Regions from separate parts of the Homo sapiens genome. Here all the other regions are linked to region 1. Evidence: read pairs that join two places in POLR2A ChIA-PET (ENCODE). Cell type or tissue: HepG2. All regions are shown on one strand. Links, peaks and the distances in the headings refer to the core of each region. The heading gives the core; the rest is flanking DNA.

Region 1 (5,394 bases), core at 881-4,880:
TACTATCTAGTGTTGTTTCATTTATGCCTAAAGGAGTTCCTTAGCATTTCTTGCAGGCAAGATCTGCTTGCACGAAATTATCTGTTTTTGTTTATCTTTAATTTCTGAAAGATAATTTTGCTAGATATAGAATTCTTGGCTGAAAGATTTTTTCCTCCTTTCAGTATTTTCAGTACTATGTCATCTCACTGCTGGCGTCTATGGATTCTGATGATAAATCAACTGTTAACTTCACTGAAAATCTCTCATATGAGATGAGTCTCTCTCTCTTGTTTTCAAGATTTGTCTTTCAATGATGTGATTATAATGTGTCATCTTTGAGTTTTTGAATTTACCCTACTTCAATTTTCTCGAGCTTCTTGGATATGAAGATTAATGGTTTTTATCAAATTTGGAAAACTTTGAACCATTATTTCTTTAAATACTCTTTCTACTGCTTTCTCTCTCTCCTATCTTTCTAGACACCTCCCATTATGCATATATTCTTGTGCTACAGAGTGTCGCACAGGTCTCTGAGGCTCTCTTTATTTTTCTTCATTGTTTTTTCTTTCTGTTCCTCATCCTGGATAATCTCAATTAACACATCTTCAAGTTTGTTGATTCTTTCTTTTATTTGCTCAAATCTTCTATTGAGCTTCTCTCGGGAAGGTTTTTCAGTTATTGTGCTTTCAAACTTTAGAATTTTTATTTCATTCTTTTTTATATGTAATTTCTATTTATTGGTATTATCTATTTTGTGAGACATTTTTCTCACACTCTCCTTTAGTTCTCTATACATGGTTTCCTTTAGTTCTTTGAATATATTTTAAGTAACTGACAGTATTTTGTCTAGTATGTGCAACATCTGGTTTCCAAAGGGACAATGTCTATTGGCTGCTTTTGTTCCTGTATGTGCCATAATTTCTTGCCTCTTTGTGTGTCTCATACATCTTTGTTGAAAACTCAATATTTAAAATAATATCATGTGGCAATTCTGGAAATCATATTCCCTCCCCCACCCTTCCCAAGTCTCCAAGGTTTGTTGTTGTTTCTGTTTTATTGTAGTTGTTGATTTAGTTTGTTTACTGACCTTTCTGAACCAATTCTATAACGTCCATAATCTTTGTCATGTGTGGCCACTAAAGTGTCTGCTTATGTTTGGCCAGTTAATATTTAGGCAGAACTTTTCCTAAACACCTGGAATCAATAAGTATCCCTGTCTTTGCTTAGGGGTTTATTGTGTGTGCTAGGGGATGCCTTCAACATTCAGCCAGGCAGTTTACAGCTCTGTCTAAGCCTTCACTCCCTGCTTGTGCAAAGCATCAAAGTCAGCCCAAGTTAATGCCTTAGGGCCTTCTCATGTCTTTCCTGAGCACCTGCACAGCTCTAGGCATGGACACATGACTTTGTTCTTTTAATTCCCAGGAATATGTAGGAGTTTTTCAAAGTCCCTATGGACAGCTTATTTTTTATTTTTATGCTTTTTAGTTAGTCTATTGTTTACCCCAACTTTTATTCACCATCTCAAGCAGCTGTGGATTTAAGCAGTTGTTTGTAATTGTTTTTCAACAACCACTCTGAGGGAAAGGCTATTTGGACAGGGCAAGCTCCAAGTCAGTTCAAAAACAGACAGCCTTCAAGTGGGGTCCTTGAAAGACATACTGACAGTCAAATAATGACAATTCTTGGAAATGAGCTTTAAAAGAGCTCAAGCTCTATTCTGCTTCTGCCAGTTGCTGCCAGGCTACTGGTTTCAAAGGTAGGCTGGTAAGCAGTGGGTAGGTTTTTACCGAGTCAAAATACCACAAAACTTACTGTTCTTAGCAAGATTCAGCCATTTTTGTTCAGTAAGTGCTCCCAGGATTAGTTCATTTCCAGAGCTCTGAAAAAGTTGATGCTGACAATTTTTGCCTGTTTCTTATTATTTTTATGAAAGATGGAATTTTTAGAGGTTCTTACTCTACCATTTTTGCTGGTATCCATGACCATTATTTTTATATTAAAACTAATTTGGACATTTTATGGAATAGGATGCAAAAATCTACATAACTTAGTAAGGATGTAATATAAAACTTCAAAGACATTGAACTCTACTAGCAGTAGACATCTCCACTCTGTATTCAGTACTTACATGAAGTTGTGTGACTGTATCTCACAACCAGATCCACAACCCTACGGAAAGTATGCATGTAAAATGTACAAATGTTCATATGTAGAACATATGTAGAATGTAAGTGTCCTCCCTCTTTCTACCTACCGAGTGCTAAAGGAAGAGAACCAAAAGGAGATTATCTCTTATAACTTGGTAAATTACATCGTCTACCTTTACAGCTTACAACTATTCATATTTACCTAAAGTTGCTCTCAAGAATTCTTGTGAACTGATTAACTCTCTGTCTCTGTCATATCTTTTGGCCCAAAAAAACTGACTGATGATCATTTACATGAAATAAAATAATATTACTCTAGCCTATGATGTTTAAATTAGACACAAACTTTTACCAAAAATGGCTTTTTACATCCCATTGGGTGCAAATAGGCAATCAAGAGACTCTACAATTACTCGTTATTTAAAACTGTTGTATTCAAATGAGAGTTTCTTAGTTTTAAAATTCTGTCTGAGAATTTTGTGTGGAAACTGACCATGTGGTTCTAAGATTTCAGAATGTACTAAGCCCCAGTCAATAGAAAATCTTCATTCTATCAAATACTTACAGAACTGTAGTGGGCATAGTTCCTCACTTAGCTTCACCATGTGCTAGTACTTTGACCAGCAGAAAGCAAACAGCCCGGGGCCACCTAGGGAAACAGACTTACATTACTCCAGACCATGGTAAACAGATGTGTTTGGTCCACTGAGCTTTGAACCCTGAAATTACACCACACACAGACATAGTCAGAGAGTTGCCAGAGGTTACAACACACACATTCTTGGCACCATTGTTCTGATTGACTCAGGCCAGTGGAACATCTTAAGCTAGTGGTAACTCAACAATGATAATGGAAGAAATGAAGGTAGCCAGTTCAGGCATGAAAATCCCTCTCCTGCTACTGATACCTCCTGAAAGAAGAAACTGGCAAGAAGGACTGTCACAGTTGGTTACAATACTACTTCACCTTTCAACAACTCAGTCATTCCCACACCCAGTGTGCAGTGCGCATGCCACTGAACTCTGCACAGAAAGAACATGAAGGTGGGTAAGGAGGAAAGCAAGCCAGTAAAGACTGAGAACCTGGGAGGGGTCAAGCCCTGAGGTGAGAATGAGGGTGAGCATGGACCCAGGAAAAGGGAGACAAGTGGAGGAAGTGCTGGGTGTCCTGTAGCTCACTGAGCCTGTGAAGCATTGTAGAGGGCATTGGGAGCCAAGCCTAAGCCCCCTACTTCCCTGTTTCCAACAATAAAGTTGGAGTTTCTGAATTTCATTTGACTCTAGGGAGATCTGGAATTGTTCCAGGAATATTTCTGCTGGCTGCTATGAGAGAGAATAGGGAACTAATTATTGGAGGTTTAAAAGCATTTGGGCAAGAACTAAATACATTCATGTTTTTATCTGTTTTCAAAGTTTACTTTAAAATTTTTTATGAGCACATATATCAGATATAAAACAATCCCTTCTGTTATTGCTAAATAAGAACTGTCAAGGAAAGAAACTTGGTTGGATCTGCTGGACATAAAAGAGAGAAAATGTGACCTTCAGAGTGCATCACCCTACCTAAATTGAACTTTAGCCAGGCAACAGGGTAAACAGAAATTTTCAGGGAAAATGTAACAGTCCTAGCCTGGAAACATCTTCTGTGATTTCAAGTTCAGACAGTTTCTTTCTGTTGGAGATGATGTTTTCTCTTGCAATTAACAAAAGAGCACCCATCTGTATTAGGGTTCTCTAGAGAAACAAAACCAATAGGAGCTATACATATTTATAGATAGGTAGATAGATAAATACAGTTATGTTAAGGAATTGGCTCATGCAGTTGTGGGAGGTGGCAAGCCCAAACTCTGCAGGGCAGGTGTCAGGCTAGGAGACCCAGGGAGGAGGTGATGTTGCATCTTGGAATCTAAAGGCAGTCTAGAGGAAGAATTCCCTCTTTCCTGGGGGCCTTCCATCTTTTTTCTCTTATTGCCTACAACTGATGGGATGAGGCCCACTCACATCATGAAGGGTAATCGGCTTCATTCAAAGCCTACTGATTTAAATGTTAATCTCATCTTACAAATGCCTTCACAGTGACATTTAGACTGTCATTTGACCAAATATCTAGGTACCATGGCGGAGCGAAGTTGACACAGAGAGCTAACCGTCAAACAAACCATTGTAGTGCCTTTGGTTCAGGAGCAAGACTTTGACTATGTCCTTTGACTTCAGGAGTTGAACTAGAACAGGAGCAGAGCTTGGCGTGCCATAGGAGCCTGCCGCTGTGAGTGCCTTCATGGGATTTCAAAAAAAATTTCCTGTTCTTGGTTTAATTTATGAAAGCTTTATATACCTAATTACAATCTCATTGAAAGCTTTTTCCATATGGCCTGTTTAATTTAAAGTTTTGATGAGGAGTTACAGGAAAAATAAGACGTAATGAAAGGATTGAGCCAGGGAAACATCCCTAATTCCCACATTCATTAGCATGTTTTGCATTTTGTGAGCACTCTGCATGTGTCTTTATTTTCCCAGGGCCAAACCATACAGAAACAGAAGGGCTACCAGAGAAAAGCGAAGAGTGGGTGGTATGCTGGAGCAAGCAGAGAGACTCCCACCAAGGGAGAGAAACTCAGGTTAGCGAGATCTCCACATTTTCAATAACGAATAACAAAGCCTGTTCCAATGGATCATTTAAGAGCCATGTTAGCTGAAAGAGATTTTTTTACCCATGGTTTTTGAAACACCAATCACCTATTAAATGGCTGAGTGCTTTTGTTGCTCAATATCAAATATTTTGGAATATTTTTTCATTGTCAAAAGTTGCAGTTTGTTCCTTTCTTCCCAAAAGTTTGTTGTTTAAAAAAATAAAAAACTTTGCCTCGCCAAAGGCAGAAGGATTGCATGTAAATCTTCCATTTAGCAGTTCAGGGGACTTCATTCCTCAGTGTGCTTCTTTTAAAGAGAACAAAGCACCTTTTCGCTTCTGCACTTACTGCTTCATTTGTTCTTGCTCTTTGCTTGTGCTAAAACTGAAGCTCAGACAAGTTAAGTGATGACTGTTTGACCTTGACTCCAGGAGGCTGTCATCTATATCCATTCTCCCTTCCCAGGGGCGGTCTCTTTGGGATCACTTCTAATACCCACTCTCTGGGAATCACGGGAGCTCCGGGGCTGAATACGTGTAACAGAGATTTTTCCATTGTATGTTTCACATTCACCTAAAGCACAGAATGCCTGAAAGCAAAGACAGTGCTCTCCTTTGTGAGACACTTCAAATGGG
Region 2 (5,394 bases), core at 1-4,000, 94 kb after region 1:
TGACCACTGAGCCCCAACCAAGGAAATGGAAGGAGAGGAAGAAGGGGAATGGGCTCTTCTTAGTCCACTTCTGTCTTTGCTGTCACTCTGGGAATACAAAGCTTTCTGGGATGTAGAGAGGACTGCAAAGACCCTCAGCATTGGGCCCTGAGGCCTCCCAGGATGGGGTATGCCTTTCCCACACAGGGGACAGGGGTGGCCTAAACCTGGCCACATTGGCCAACTGAGAGGCCAGCTCAGCCATGGGGCCAGAGAGGCCTGCTGTATTGGGCTATGCACCTATGTGCATTATTTTTTCTATTACTTGCACTGATACTATGACACAGGTAAGTACTATTAAAATTCTCATTTTACTGCTGCAGAAATAGAAGCTTAGAGAGCTAAAGTAGTTTGCCAGGTCACAGAATAAGAAGAGGCTGAAACACAAATCCAGCCATTCTTAACCACGCTTCTCCCTTCTGCTCAACTATACCAGAGGCCAGGAGGGGTAGTCAAGGCAGCCATGGACAAGCAGACATGAATGCCAGGTGGTCAGAAGGGCTCAAAACCCCCTACCCTCCAGAGAAGCCCCTGCAGGCCAGGTCTCTGCTTGCACAGCCTAGAACATAACTTGTTTCTATGGTGCCAGGGCATTAAGAATTAGCAATAGCCACGAGTGCCCCAGAACTCATGTCTGGAAAAAAAGAGAGGAAAATACCTCTGTGCTTGAAAGCATAATTCAGTGTTATGCTCTTAGAAGAGATGCCTGGAATATTATGCTCAGAACTCTTTTCAAAGCCAGGAGAGAAAGTCATGGAATGAGGGATGGGCCCGAAGCCCTGTCCAGAGAAGTCAAATGAGGCCACCTTGGGCCATCCCTATCTGGCAGGGAAAGAAACTCATCCATTCCAGAAAGCCAGAGAGCCAGCCCAGAGAATAAGTGGTGGGTGGAGAGGGGAGGAGTCTGGGACAACCTCTATACACACGCACATTCATTCACACACACAAACACACACACACACACACACACACACACATGCATGCATGCACACACACCCCTGCATGGGAAACCGAAGACACAGCCTTAGGCAGAGAAAACAGGCACAGCACACCCACTTGTGGTTGGGGAGAGGACTCCAGGACCTGGAGGTGGAAGGCAGCAGCTGGAGCTCTGGCCTCAGGCCTGTTAGAGGAGGCTCCCTGGAGCTGCTACACCCTGTCACCCATGCAGGCCCTAACAGTCCCTGCAGTGCTGGAGCTCCCCATCACTTGGGGAGGCGATGGAGGTCACTGAGACCTGAAGAATGAAGAGGGTGGGGAAGAGAATTCAGTCTGAAGAACAGTGTCATAAAGGCTCTGAGAAAATGTGAGAGAGTTTTGTGTGGCTAGAGAGAAGAGAGACAATTCCTCTGGTGAGAGGTTTGGGAGCTAGACTGTACTGGGCCTCATAGGCTAAGTACTATCATAATTAGTATTAAGAATTTTAGACATTATCCTTAAGACAATGAGAAGCCACTGGAGGGTTTTAGTTGGGGGAGGGAGATAGAGAGGGGTGTGCAATGATCAGATATATATTTTATATTTAGTAAAATATACATGGCATAGAATTTACCACTTCAACTATTTTAAGTATACAATTCAGTGGTATTCAGTACATTTCCCATTGTTGTGCAACCAATCTCTTCATCTTGCAAAACTGATCTGTTCCATTAAACATTAACTACCCATTCTCCCTTCCCTTCTGCCCTTGATAATCTCTGTTCTATTTTCTGTCTCTATGAATTGGAGTTCTCTAGGTATTTCATGTAAGTGGAATCAGTATTTGTTCTTTGCGACTGGCTTATTTCACTTAGCATAATATCTTCAAGGCTTATCCATGTTGTAGTGTGTGTCAGAATTTCCTCCATTTTTGAGGCTGAATAATATTCCATTGCATATATATACCACTCACTTTGTTTATTCACTCATCTTTTGATGTACATTAGGCTTGTTTCTACCTTCTGGCTCTTGTGAATAACGGTGCAATGAATGTGGGTGTACAGATGTCTGTCAGAGTCCCTGTTTTAAATTAGTTTGGTCCCTCTTTTAAATTAGTTTGGTTATACCCAGAAGTCGAATTGATAAATCATATGGTAATTCTATTTTTAATTTGGGAGGGGGGGGAATTGCTATAGTGTTTCCATTGTGGCTGCACTATGTCACATTCCCCCCAACAGTGCACAAGGATTCCAGTTGCTCCACATCCTCTCTAATACTTGTTATTTTCTGGTTTTTGGTAATAACCATTCTATTGAATGTGAAGTGATGTTTCATTGTGGTTTTGATTTTGTTTTGTTTTTTAATGATTAGTGATGTTGAGCCTCTTTTCATGTGCTTATTGGTCATTTATATTTCTTCTTTGGAGAAATGTCTATTTGATTCCTTTGCCCATTTAAAAAATTTTTTTTTCTTTTTTAGTTATTACATTTTAGGAGTTCTTTATGTATTCTGATATTGATTCCTTATCAGATATATGATTTTCAAATATTTTCTCCCATTCTGTGGGTTGCCTCTTTACTCTGTTGACAGTGTCCTTTGATGCATAAACATCTTTAATTTAGATGAAGTTCACAATATTTATTTATTCTTTTATTGCCTGTGCTTTTGGTGTCATGTCCAAGAAATCATTGCCAAATTTAATGTCATGAAGCTTTTCTCCTGTTTTCTTCTAAGAATTTTAGTTCTTACATGTAGGCCTTTTATTCATTTTTAGTTCATTTTTGTATATGAAATAAGGAAAGGGCCCAACTTCATTCTTTTCCATGTGGCTACCCAGTTTTCCATGTGGCTACCCCATTTTCCACGTGGCTACCCAGTGCTGGGAAAAGATTGTCCTTTCTCCATTGAATGATCTCAGCACCCTTGTTGAAAATTATTTGACCATACAGGCAAGGGTTTATTTCTGGGCTCTCTACTCTATGCCATTGGTCTGTATGTCAGTCTTTATGCCAGTACCACACTGTTTTGATTATTGTAGCCTTGGCGTAAGTTTTAAAATTAGTAAGTATGAGTCCTTCAACTTTGTTCTTCTTTTTCAAAATTGTTGTGGCTATTGGAAATTCCTTGAGATTTTGTATGAATTTTAGGGTAGATTTTTTTCTGTCTGCCAAATATATCATTAGGATTTTGATATGGATTATATTGAATCTGCAGATCACTTTGAGTACTATTGACATTTTAATAATAGTAAGTCTTCCAATTCATGAACATGGGATGTCTTTCCATTTATTTGTGTCTTCTCTAATTTATCTCAACAATTTTTTGCAGTGTTCAGTGTACAAGTCTTTCATATCCTTTGCTACATTGATTCTTAAGTGTTTTATACTTTGTGATGCTATTATACATAGAATTGTCTTCTTAATTGTTAAATATGTTTTTAAATGATTGTTTTGGTTTTTGTGTGGAAAGTGGGTTGAAGTGGAGGGTAGGAGTAGCAGCTGGGAAGCCAATTAGGAGGCCGTTACAGTCATCCAGGCAAGACATGATGGAGGACCAGGGTGGTGGCACTAGAGATGGAAGGACACAGAGGAACTTGAGACATATTTTGGAGGTAGAACAGATAGGACTAGAATAGGGGTTGGAGGAGGAACATGAGAGAAAGGGAGGATTCAAGAACGGTACCAAGGTTTTTGCCTTAAACAGCCAGCTAAAGGGTTATGCCATTTTTTTTTCCTAAAATTCAGAGCAGGGAAGAAGCTACTGGTAAAAAAAAAAAAAAAGACTAAGAGTCTCCTTTGGATAGTTTAAGTTTGGAAAGCCAATTAAAAATCCAAGTGAGATGTTAAAAAAAGCTGTTAGATATTCAAACCTAGAGTCAAGGAAGAGGTCTAAGCTGAGATGGAGTGTTGGGGAGTTAGTACATATAGGTGCTATTTAAAAAGAGTGACTGGATGTGATCTCCCAGGGAGAGAGTGTAGAGAGAGAAGAGAGCCTGAGACAGAGCCTTGGGTAGCTCCAGCATTTGGAGATCTGGAAGAGGAAGAAAAACCTGCAAAGGGGTCTGATAATATGTGTATGGAATCCTGGAAGTTGAGGAAGGATAGCCTTTTAAGGACAAGCATCAACTCAGATGAATTATTGATGTGTCCGATGGGTTTAGCCATGTGCATGTCATCAGGAACCACGGCAAGAGCATTCTCGGGGGAGATGAGAGGACTGACTCTGGGCTGGGAGGAAAGGGGGCAGGAGAGAAGGATACATTTTCTGCTGTGAGTGCTTGAATGGATGCCATTTTTCAGGGATTGAGAACCCCACAGGCATATGAAAACCTGGAAGTCTACTTGTTCAGTCTTACCCTTCATGTCAGATCAGCAGCTCTTTCTTCTAAACCCCCGTACATGTGCCGCCATAGCCCTAAGGACTTATTTGGGTTAATTCCCTACTTCTTGTTTGGCCTTCCCTGCTAGGAGGTGAGCTGCTCAAAGGTATGTAGGGACTCCTCCGCCCAGTGCCTAGCATAGGGCCTGGCACACAGTACGTATTCAAAAAGTGTTATCTCAGAGCCTGGTTTCCAGAGAACAAATGGCTCCTTCAGTCAACAAGGTGTGTTTCCAGAGAACAAATGGCTCCTTCAGTCAACAAGGTGGGCTCAGGCCCCTGTTGCTCTCTAAAAAAGGAAGAGGAGGCTTCTCCAGACCCTTGAGGTATCCTTCTGGGGTCTCTCACGCATGTGGGCTGGAGGAAGCCTGCAACCAGAGCTCTCCTCGGGTCTTCTCAGGAAAGCAGGGTGGCTTATGAGCATCACCATCCCCAGGGAAGCCTCCTGCCCAGCTATGTGTGCCTCGGTCCCCTCTGGCTAAGACTCCCTAACTGAGAAAGGTCACCCCTGGGTCAGCAGGCCCCAACTCAGAGAGAACATCTGGGCCCAGAGAACAGGTAAATGGCTGATGAGTCACACTGCAGAAAGGCTGCTTCATCTTTAGCAGGTGACTCCACCCTCTAACCCTTCTGGGGAGGAAGTTTCATGCTTGGAGGGTTTTTCCCCATTCCCAGGATCCTAATTCTATTAGAAGAAAGTCTGAGATTTGGGAGTAGCAGAGACAGAGGGGAAAGACTTATGATTAAATGTCCTCATTTGGGCGGAAATGAGTTTTTGAGTGAACAGATGGAAAACTACTCTCTTCTCCTGTCAGTGGGGCGGGTGAGTCCCTGCGGCTTCTTGGCAACAGCTTATGAATAATTCAAGTTCAAGGAAGCCATCTGCACGCAGGGACCTTTCCCTGATGACCGCTCTCAGTTGGGCTTCCAGAATCGGAGGGTGAGGGAAAAAGCCCTGCTAGAGGGGCTGTTTTCAGCCAGCTTTGGAGTGAAGAAGGCTTGGTCCCTCCTACAGTGGAGGGAGGAGAAAAGAAGGGGTATAGGAATAAGCACTCCTGG
Region 3 (5,394 bases), core at 991-4,990, 80 kb after region 1:
CACTTTTCCTCTCAAACATATTCCAGGATCACTTGATTTCTTTTGAATCTATTTAAACCCACCGTGTCAATGTGCTATATAAAATGTCTAATGCATTTCAGACACCCTATACATCTATACATTTAAAGTGTTCTCCTTCTATCTGTGCAGGGATGGGAAAGGGCATATTTCTGAAAGCACAGATGGGAAGACGGGATTTGTTCCGTGTCCAGGTGATTATGGTACCTCTATGCGCCTGGCCGGCACTGGGGACAGAGGCCATGAAAATGAATACAGCACAGCCTTTGCCTCCAAGAAACTTAAGACCTAGTAGAAATGGCAGGCTTTAAAACAGGTTGTTGGGATCTGATTTGGTGAGTGCAATGACAGAGATACTCACAGCACAAAATGGGGAATGAGGGCGGGCATTGGGACACACATAGCCTTAAGGGGCCCAAAGGCTTTTAGAACTGTATTCCCTATTAAAACATGATTTGCACAGAGCACATTCTTTGCTTTGGAGACCTCAGAACTCCTTACTATAGGCCGGGCATGGTTATAATCCCAGCACTTTGGGAAGCCAAGGCGGGCAGATCACTTGAGGCTGAGAGTTCAAGACCAGCCTGGCCAACATGGTAAAACCCCGTCTCTACTAAAAATACAAAAATTAGCTGGGTGTGGTGGTGGCCACCTGTAATCCCAGCTACTCAGGAGGCTGAGGTAGGAGAATCACTTGAACCTGGGAGGCAGAAGTTGCAATAAGCCCAGATCATGCCACTGCACTCCAGCCTGGGCAACAAAGCTAGACTCTCTCAAAAGAAAAAAACAAAACAAAACAAAACAAAACAAAAAAAACTCCTTATTATAAACTGTAAGAAAAAAAAGGCCCCTACTTCGTCCCTTTTGCAAATCTGCCTTTTCCTACTCACTAACCAGCTGGTTCAGAGCAAGGACACTCTGTTTGGTGCCATCGCTGCAGACTGGAAGGAAGAGGTCCTTGCCCCACACCCAACAGTCTCCTGCTGTTACCGGCAGGTTGGCAGGCAGGCAGGCGAGAAGCAGCCAGGGCTGGTGGTGTGTCCAGTTTGAAGACTAGTTTCCAGCCCTGGCCCTGCTCACCCTCCAAGTGGCCCTGGCAGGTTCCTCTACCACATCGTGGACTTCACCTTCCTTCTCTAAGAAGCTCAATCCCCAAGGCCTCATTCCCATAGGCCTTCTCACCCTTTTTCTTTCCCTCTGGCTGAATGTGGCCAGCACGGGCTTCCAAGGCCATCAACTCGTCTGCAGCAGCCCCATGCCTTGCAGGGCCTCAGAGCTTCCTCCTGCCTATGACAGTGTGGTTTTGGTTCCCACACTTGGGATCAGATTGAAACTCGCCTCCGTGGTGAGAATATGGGACATAGAGCCTCGGTGACCTTGGTGAGCAGCAGTCCAGGCCACCTGCTCAGCCTGGGGTTGGGGGGGGCTCCTCCTCCTTGACTGGTCCTTGCATTTGCCTCCATCCAGCCTGTCTGGGCTCTCCGAGGCAATGGAGACCAGCAGGAGTCACGATGGGTCAGGAGCCCCCTTTGGGCCTCAGCCCTGCCCTGCCCCCTAAAGTAGCACTTGGATAAGCAAATAAATTATTATACTTACTATTTATGGGTGTGGTGAATGGGATGGCAAAGGCCAAGTCTTACTGATCACCAAACCTTAAGATATATCCTGGCAGCTAGTAGACCCTTGGGCTAAATGAACAGAAAACTGGACAAATAAAGTGTACACAAATAACTCAAAGCTGTCATTTGTACACTTTTCGTCTTTTCCTACTACAGTTTACATTTTTATAAAGGTGAGTAGATTTCTAAAATCCCGTGGTAGGCTCTCTTGAGTTTTTCTTGTATCCCTGAAGTTCAGCTACAAATAAGCTAATCACTAACATTTGTTGAGCATTTACTCTGTTGTCAGGCCCCGTGCCGAGTGCTTTAGGTTCAGAATTTCATGTCATCCCCACAGCAGCCCTAGGAGATGAATGCAATTCTTATGTCCACTTGACTGATAAGGAAGTTGAGGTTCAAAGAGGCTAAATGACTCTCCCAGGGTCCCACAGCTGGAAAGTGGCCACAGGGCCCCAGCTGGTTTTCTAGGGCAGCAGGCAGAAGGCGAGGAGGATCTGGGCCCTGTGGTGCCCCAGCCTCATCTGAGGGTCCTCATCTGAGAGAACAGGATCCTCACAGCATGGGCAGGCTGCAAGTGGTCCCTGAGGTTATCGTGGAGTGGACCCTGACTTGACCTGAGTCTGTTTGGACCCCAGACCTGCTGAACAACCACATCTTGAAGTCAGCTATGTGTGCTGAAGCCATCGTTGCGGGGCTGTCTGTAGAGACCCTGGAGGGCACGACACTGGAGGTGGGCTGCAGCGGGGACATGCTCACTATCAACGGGAAGGCGATCATCTCCAATAAAGACATCCTAGCCACCAACGGGGTGATCCACTACATTGATGAGCTACTCATCCCAGACTCAGGTAGGCCAGGCCTCCGGGGGCCTTGGCCCTGCCTGGCCCACCATCTCTTCTGCCATCCTTTGTGGCGGGGGAGGGGAAATTCAGAGATCTTTGGGCGACTTCCCTGCCTGGACCCAGCTCACAGCTTCTCGGCCACTGCAAATGTGTGGGTTGTGACCAGACTGATGTGTCTTGAGCTTCAGGCTTGCAAGTGCAGTGGAGAGGCAGTGGGGAGCTATTGAAGGGGTCTGGGGACAGACTCAATCACAGAGGCCTTTCAGAAGATCTGCCTGCTGTGCATGGGCAAAGAGGGCCACTTGCTGACCTCAGAGCATGTGCTTTCTCAGTAGTGCCCAAGCTGTCCCATGGTCACTGACCCAGTTAGAATGACTGAATGGACTTTGGCTTGTGTCTCATTAGGAATCCTAGCCCCATTCTAGTCTTCCAGTGAGATCTGTCCATGAGTGAAGGAATCTCACAGGAAAAAACAAAATGCTTCTATGGGTGTGGTTGCTGGCCTTATCTACACCACAGAAGCCATCACACAGACTGTCTTTCTTCCCATTGTTAGAATGTGCCCTGACCAAGCAGCCCACAGGGCCTGGGACAGAGGCTGATCTCTGCCTAACTGAGCTCACCTCTCCTCCCTCTCCTCCTGACTGGTTAGATTTTCTAGGTGACTGTTCCCCTGATGACACAAGCCCGCTGGGCCCCAGCAGTGTTTAGAGGGGTTGTTGACTCACGAGATGACATTCCTGCTGATGTGTGTCATGCCCTGGGGTGGATGAATGATAAATGAAAACAGCGCTTTTAACTTTTGAACCCACTTTCTCCTTCCTTGTAGCCAAGACACTATTTGAATTGGCTGCAGAGTCTGATGTGTCCACAGCCATTGACCTTTTCAGACAAGCCGGCCTCGGCAATCATCTCTCTGGAAGTGAGCGGTTGACCCTCCTGGCTCCCCTGAATTCTGTATTCAAAGGTAACATGGGGAAGGCATCCCTGTTAGATTGTCCCTGGAGGCAGCTTCCCCACCCCTGTCACCTCCACAACACTCTCCGATTTACAGCACCCCATGGGACATTAGAACTTCCACTCAGCTCAACCAAAAGCAGATGTGACTTCAGCAGAAACTTCAGAGGCTCTGTTGTTTCATTAGGCAGTGCAGAGAATGCCTTTGGGGAGCCGTTCCTCAGAACTCAAGACTTGACATCTGGGAGGCAGCCGTTCCTCAGAACTCAAGACTTGACATCTGGGAGAGCAGAGCATTCCCTTGCCTTTCTATTTGCAGGGTCACTTGCCAATGTATAGTCAAGAGGTCAGAGTGAGGGTACAGCTGAGCTGCAGCCCCAGGAAGGCAGAGAAGGGGGCCAAGTTGTGTGCGTGCCTGCCCTTCCCTCTTAGGGCAAAACTCCAAACACCCTTGATTATCTGGATCTTCTTTAATTCTCCATAGAAGATACCAGATGTTAAGGAATATTGGCAGCTTCACTTGGTTTCTCAATCCCTGTTTCCAAACTCAAGGAGGGATGGGCTTTTTCACTGTATTTATCTCTCATCACTCTCTTCATTGCAGGAGCACATCTCTCTGGACCTAACCATCACCCTTTCTTGTAGATGGAACCCCTCCAATTGATGCCCATACAAGGAATTTGCTTCGGAACCACATAATTAAAGACCAGCTGGCCTCTAAGTATCTGTACCATGGACAGACCCTGGAAACTCTGGGCGGCAAAAAACTGAGAGTTTTTGTTTATCGTAATGTAAGTTCTGGGTCCTAAATCATGCTCCTGGGAAGCTCCTTACTGTGGGACTTGTATTAGTGTAAAAAAAAATGTCCTCAATAAGCAGGAGTTTGCATGAGAACTGGTTGCTGACAAGGAAGGAAATAATTTCTGGAAAATATAGATAACAAAATGAGATCCTGCAGAAGGATTGGAATCTCTTTTTCTGGAGGCCTTTGAGAATAAACCACACAATTATCCAACCTGTATTGTGAAGGAATAAGTCCTTCTTGAATTCAGGAATTAACACCTGGGAGGAGGGATGGAGTTCAGACTCTTTCTGAGCTTATGAGAAGAGAAGCCCCCTAAACTAAAATACAGCCCTCCTTGGTCCAAAAGGTGCCTTCTCTCTTCTGCTGTATCTTCTTTGTTTTCAAACCCAACAGTTACCCTGGAAATCAAAAAGGAAGTACAACTCAACATAGCTCTTGCCTGGGACCAACCAGCACCATTTGGCTAAAGATGGTTATCATCTGTTAAACAAAGAAATAAATAAATGGGTTCAACGTATTTATTTCAACATTGTCAATGGACCTCATGTGTAACTGATATTCTCATTATGGGACCTCTGTGTGACTTTATTGGGGCCTCTCTAACCGTTCTTTCCTTAAGGAAGACCATTTATTGTTTTATTTCCTGGAGAAAATACATCATTTTATCCCAGCCTTAATAACCCATCCCAGTGTATACTCCTTCATCTTCATGGATAATGACCCTGCTACATGCTCTGAACAAATCAGGAGGCCCCTCGTGGAAGTATAACCAGTCCTTTCTTTCTCTGTCCCTCTTCTGTGCAGAGCCTCTGCATTGAGAACAGCTGCATCGCGGCCCACGACAAGAGGGGGAGGTACGGGACCCTGTTCACGATGGACCGGGTGCTGACCCCCCCAATGGGGACTGTCATGGATGTCCTGAAGGGAGACAATCGCTTTAGGTAATTAGTTCCATCCCCGGGTGGAGCTTCTGCCCAGTGGTCATGCTGGAGTGGGATGTGGGGCCCCAGCTATTTGTCAAGCTTTCTTCTACCTTGGGGATTCAATTAACACTAGCAGTGCACTGCTGCGACCTTCCAGACTTGGGATGGGGAAAAGGCAAGGGTCGCCTTGAAAGCTTACATTGGGAAGAAGGGTTACTTCTAAGAGTGTA
Region 4 (5,394 bases), core at 283-4,282, 86 kb after region 1:
CCCTCAGGGCCCCAGCAGCAAACAGTTGGCACATCAAGGATTGACTTGAAGGGATTTTATGACAAGACTATTAGTGAAAGAGTGGGCGGGACTAAAGGAACTAGCAAAGGATGAGGCCAACCAGGGACTAGCAACCCTGGGAAGCCTTTACTACCCCTAGGCCTGGGGGAATGGGAGGATGAGAGCAGGAACCAGGGAGGTCATGAGCCTTGGACAAGGGCACAGAACAGCAGCCAGAGCCATGTGCAGCCAGCCACTGTCAGAACCATGCAAGGGGGACCACTCAGCGCCCCAGCCTCCCTCTCAGACAGTTGCCATCTGGGTCTCTTGTTGGCTGATGCGAGAGCAGGAGGGAGCCCACTGATGCAGTTCATAGAGCTCAGCCTCCTGGGCAGGAAACCGGGCAGAGAGGAGTAGAAAAGAATTAAGGGTGGCTGCGACCAGCCCAGTCACTGAGGCACGTTTCCCACTGGAGACCTATGAGCACAGTGATAATAAAGCCAGTTACCTGCACTGACTATCCCTCCAGACAAAAGCTTTCCCAAGAAGTTAGTCATGGCTCTGAGAGATCTAGTTGAGGATGTTTGGCAGGGGATCTAGTGGTTACGGGTGGCTAAGAAAAATGAGGAAGGTAAGAGTATCTTGCAGCCTGTGTTGGGAGGATTAAATAGGATGCCACACACAGGGCCAGGCAGACAGCCTGGTCAGTAATAGCCATGACGATGGGGGCGGGGGGAGCAGGAATGGGAGTTGCAGTGTTTAGCTCAGATGCATGCCTGTGAGAGATGCTTCCACTCTCACAGAAAGATGAGACCAAGGAAAAGGAGGAGGAAGAGGAAGGACCTTGACAAACCTTGGGGCCCACATTGTCTACACCTCCCTTCCTGCTCTAGAGCAGAATAGAAAGTTCAGGTTGCAGGCAGCTCTAAGTTGAATTCGTGTCCTGTTTAATTTTCTTTATTGCTAAATGAATGCCTGTGTCTGTGATGCTGACGTATGTTCCTAAGGAGAGGGGAGAAGTTCATTCTGAACATAAACTTTTCATCCTCTCTCTGTCCAGCAAGAATGGAATATTCCCCAAGTGGCCTGAGCCAGCTTGGCTTTCTTTTTGTTTTCAATTATGTGGGAGTTGAGGAGGGGGATGGGAAAAGCTTCCCAAACACACCCTCCCCCAGGCCTGAGGCACCCCTGGGGGACAGAGAGTGTTAGAGGTTGGTACAGGTGTTAGAGATATTGAAAGGACATCCCATGCACCCCAGGGGCTGGTGTGGCTCTGTACTTCCAGGCAATATTTTGTGGAAGGGGAACCTTGTCAGCTCCAGGTTGTGGATGTTTGAAAATCAGTTGGTACCCAGTGGCTCCATCCTCTGGCAGGCATGTGGATTTGTCAATAACCAAGTGAACTCTCCAAAATAAGTTAAAACTTCCTCCCTTCTCAGTTTCAAGATGCTGGAAATAGCTGTTCATAAGCCCTGGGGAAATTTAGCCCTTTGGCTGGTAATGGGAGTATCCGAGATGAGAGGGCAGCTGGAAACTTTCGGAATGACCTCCCACACTTAATTTGGGAAATGCCTCTGCACCTTTATGGGCAACCAGATGCCTGCCCCAGTTGCTGGAGACACTGATGTGGGCTGAAAGGAATGCTGAGACGTGACGAGGAGAGATGCTGCGGAGGGAATATCCCCCTCAGCCCTGACCTCATCGGCTCCATGGCTCCTCCACAGTACAGCTGTCTACTCTTTTAAGTTCTCCCTTCAGGAAATAGCCATCTCAAACAGAATGTGCATTTGAGGGCAGAATGTGTAAATATTGCACTACTGTGTTATAACCGTCAGGAGCCATGCTGATGATGAAACGTCCCAGATGCCGGTGCTGGAAAGGTCCCTGGCTTTCCAAGCAAATATTTATCTCATGGAAACATGAGTCATACTCACAGAGGAGTATGGATTAACTCCTTCTCAGCAGCCAGGGAGCCCAGCATCCCAGACAGCATATTTAACCCAGAGGCCAACTGACTGCTGGGGCAGATTTGTGGTCATGAACATGTGCTTTGTGTCCTCTGACCATTAGACAGATTGTGGGTCACAACGTTGAGTATACAGTGGGAGCTTAATAAGTGCTTATTCCCTGGGCAGGGAGTTCTTCATTTCAGGGGTGACCACTTACATCTTCTCCTCTGGGCCCTCCTTGACCAGGCTAATTACCATTCTTGGGATTAACTCTATCTCCTTTTCCCGCAACCTGCAGGAGATGCCAAGGAACTTGCCAACATCCTGAAATACCACATTGGTGATGAAATCCTGGTTAGCGGAGGCATCGGGGCCCTGGTGCGGCTAAAGTCTCTCCAAGGTGACAAGCTGGAAGTCAGCTTGGTAAGTGTCCTGCAAATCAAAGGCTGGCTAAATTTCCCCAGGGCAGGGCTCCAGGACATATCTCACCCCCAGGATGGAATTATACACACACAACCTTCAAGTTGCAGCCCGAATCTCTGAGTGTAATTCGTCCAAAGAAAAAGAGAAAAGAGAAGAGGGTCTTCAGGGAAATCAAGTGAGATCATAGTTAGACATGAGTAAGAACTTCCAGATTTACAAGGGAATAGAGCATCTGATTTGGCATCTGAGAGAGGCTATTAGATCTTCCTTCTCTTAAGGAGGTTGTAGGCAACTAGTTATGTGACTGAAGAGATCAGTCTGTACTCACACCATCCCACCCCCCAAACCCAGGGCTTCACTGAGTTGTACCATGAACCAGACCATCCCAAGAGGCTTTTTGAGTTCTGACACTTGCTCTGTGAGCCTTCCCTTGCTCTGCACATTGATGATATAACTTTGTAACTGCACTAAGAGTGTTCCTAAAGCAGATAGCCAGCCGAGCTCCAGAAATCTCCCTGGCTGCACCTGCAGAGGCCACTGACCCCTCTGTGGAGGGACCGCTCTTCAGTGTGTGGCTGGCTTCTACTCTCTGCTCCTCTCTCTTGGTCTTCAGCCATCCATTGCTCACCAGTTTCTCACGAGGAGCATAGGAAGATATGCATGTAGGGAGGTAGGCACGGGGATGACTTGTTTGACTTTAGCAGGTCATTCAAGAATCTCCTCGCACCTGGTTTCAGATGCTGGGGTCCTGTCTGTCACAGGCTTCTGTGCCTCCTACCCCCTTGAGTTTGTCACATGGCCCTTCAGGAAGGCCTGAGATAGATTTGCCCTGGGTGGGCCTCCTATGAGAAAATCTTAAGTGAGGCACCCAGGCAAAATGGAAAGAGCCTTTTGCCCAGAGCAGGAAGCCTGTCTTCCATTTCCAGCTGTTCCACCTACTTAGCTTAAAAGAGGCACTTCGCCTGTCTTCAGTCTCAGTCTCAGTCTCCTCTTCTGTGGAATGGGACAATAATATCTACTCTCCTTATCATACACTGCTGTGAGGACTGAGTGGATCACACAAAAAAGCATTATGTAAATTGCAAAGTGCTAAATCCACACAGGAGATTTGAATTAATCCACCACACTGAAGGTCTGTCAAGGGCAGGGACTGTTTCATTCACCAGAGTATCCCCAGTCTAACACAGGACTTGGCATATGAAAAGTGTTCAGTAGGCCGGGTGCAGTGGCTCATGCCTGTAATCCCAGCACTTTGGGAGGCCAAAGTGGGCGGATCATCTGAGGTCAGGAGTTCAAGTCCAGCCTGGCCAACGTGGTGAAACCACATCTCTACTAAAAATACAAAATTAGCTGGGCGTGGTGGCACATGCCTGTAATCACAGCTACTCTGGAGGCTGAGGCAGGAGAATCACTTGAACCCAGGAGGCGGAGGTTGCAGTGAGTCGAGATCATGCCACTGCACTCCAGCCTGGGCGACAAGATTGAAACTCCATCTCAAAAACAAAGAACAAGGAAAAAAACGAAAACTGTTCAGTAAACACTTGCTGAATGAATAAAATAAATATATAAATGTATAAATAAATGCTCTACTTTCAACCACTACTCTGTTTTTCTTTTAGAAAAACAATGTGGTGAGTGTCAACAAGGAGCCTGTTGCCGAGCCTGACATCATGGCCACAAATGGCGTGGTCCATGTCATCACCAATGTTCTGCAGCCTCCAGGTAAGTGTCGCATCCCCACTGACTCTGCAGCCAGTCCTTTTCTTCATGTGGCAGTTGGTGGAGAGAAGAAAAACTGTTCTAAACAATGATGAGAATAACATGTAATTGTGATAGTTAAACTGTGCCTATGTGACTGATTGCAGAGTGAATTGGGAGCTGTTGGTTTTGAATGCACCACACTAAGGAATGTGAGGACACATTGCTCTTTGCGGAGTTGCCCAGCTATATTAGCTCCCCTCGGACACAGCCCAGTTTTCTGTATTCGCGTGGATGCTGTCCGCGCGATTCCCAGCACTCCTCTTACAGCATCTCACCTCAGTGTATGTTCCTTGCCTCCAGTGCAGTTGAACCTCAGTCCTGCCTCTCCTCATGTGTGCATTCACCTTTCTTGGTGCTCTCTCCCCATGGGCCAAGTTCTACCATGAGTTATGAAACATTATGGAGAAAACATGTCTTTGGAAATGTGAGCCAGAAAGCCCACCAGTGCCCCTCAGTCACGGTTGTTATGAATGACATGCTAATGGTTTCACTCTGGTCAAACCTGCCTTTTCTTTCCTCTTCAGCCAACAGACCTCAGGAAAGAGGGGATGAACTTGCAGACTCTGCGCTTGAGATCTTCAAACAAGCATCAGCGTTTTCCAGGGTAAGATGCCTGCTAGGTTTGCGCCTAGCCTGAGCAGCCTCAGGTCCTCTGTTTGGGCCATAGAGGAGCCTCTCCAGCCCCTGTCTTCCTTGGCTGCTCCCCAGGGCTCTCTTAAAACTTCTCCCCACTCCCACTGAGGCATCCTCAGCCCCAGCCTGTGTCAAATTCAGAGTAAAGAACCAAGGCAACTCCCTGGCTTTCATGGGCCAAAGCGCAGGCTTTCACACCGAGGCCTCTGAGCCTCAGATCATGGGGAAGTCACTGCTGGAGAGAACAGACATAGCTCTGGAAGCCATCTGCCCAAGAGGGCAGCCCATCCCAAGTTCATCTTACAGTGGCCAGGCCTGCCCTGAGCCGGGGCCTCTGGGTCACTCTTCTGCTGTCCATGGCATTGCCCATCCTGGGTGAGGCTGGGGCTCTCCTGGGCACTGTATGTATTCTGGATACAGGGATACTGGGCTCGCTATGTGTGTGGAGCCATCCCTTCCTTGCCCCAGCCCCACCTCCCTCTCAAACCCTCTCTGGCTCTTTCTGAGCTTCCTTTCCTGCTCCCCAGCTTGCCCAGTGCTCAGTGCCCCACTTGGCTCTTTTGCTACTTCGGGTCAGGTGGAGCCTCTTGGGAATGTGAAGTGCCTTACAGAAAGATTGCACTTCAAG

Evidence for each region. Peaks named below come from ENCODE experiments on the same cell type or tissue, not always from the same donor. Only the 100,000 strongest peaks of a DNase experiment are listed, where the experiment ranks them.
Region 2: POLR2A ChIA-PET joins it to region 1 with 10 read pairs; 8 of 35 experiments call an interaction of 5 or more read pairs at or near these places.
Region 3: POLR2A ChIA-PET joins it to region 1 with 10 read pairs; 9 of 35 experiments call an interaction of 5 or more read pairs at or near these places.
Region 4: POLR2A ChIA-PET joins it to region 1 with 31 read pairs; 9 of 35 experiments call an interaction of 5 or more read pairs at or near these places.

What each region holds. Positions count from the first base shown.
Region 1 is chr5:135,970,726-135,976,119 of GRCh38, forward strand. No RefSeq gene overlaps it. Among named protein-coding and RNA genes, the nearest start is that of LECT2, 18 kb to the left of the region's middle. RefSeq lists enhancers at 2,635-2,929, 4,561-5,062 and a silencer at 2,635-2,929. In HepG2, for the core only: no CTCF peak of the experiment used is centred there; DNase peaks (open chromatin) are centred at 2,836 and 3,696; H3K4me3 peaks cover 932 bases.
Region 2 is chr5:136,065,923-136,071,316 of GRCh38, forward strand. No RefSeq gene overlaps it. Among named protein-coding and RNA genes, the nearest start is that of TGFBI, 40 kb to the left of the region's middle. In HepG2, for the core only: a CTCF peak has its summit at 1,146; DNase peaks (open chromatin) are centred at 1,079 and 1,749.
Region 3 is chr5:136,050,635-136,056,028 of GRCh38, forward strand. It overlaps TGFBI (transforming growth factor beta induced), which reads left to right. Exons shown (of 17, transcript NM_000358.3): 8 at 2,273-2,485; 9 at 3,309-3,446; 10 at 4,082-4,227; 11 at 5,046-5,182. Among named protein-coding and RNA genes, the nearest start is that of TGFBI, 24 kb to the left of the region's middle. RefSeq lists an enhancer at 2,598-3,797. In HepG2, for the core only: no CTCF peak of the experiment used is centred there; a DNase peak (open chromatin) is centred at 3,177.
Region 4 is chr5:136,056,843-136,062,236 of GRCh38, forward strand. It overlaps TGFBI (transforming growth factor beta induced), which reads left to right. Exons shown (of 17, transcript NM_000358.3): 13 at 2,248-2,372; 14 at 3,992-4,094; 15 at 4,658-4,737. Among named protein-coding and RNA genes, the nearest start is that of TGFBI, 31 kb to the left of the region's middle. In HepG2, for the core only: a CTCF peak has its summit at 1,373 (motif pointing left); a DNase peak (open chromatin) is centred at 1,839.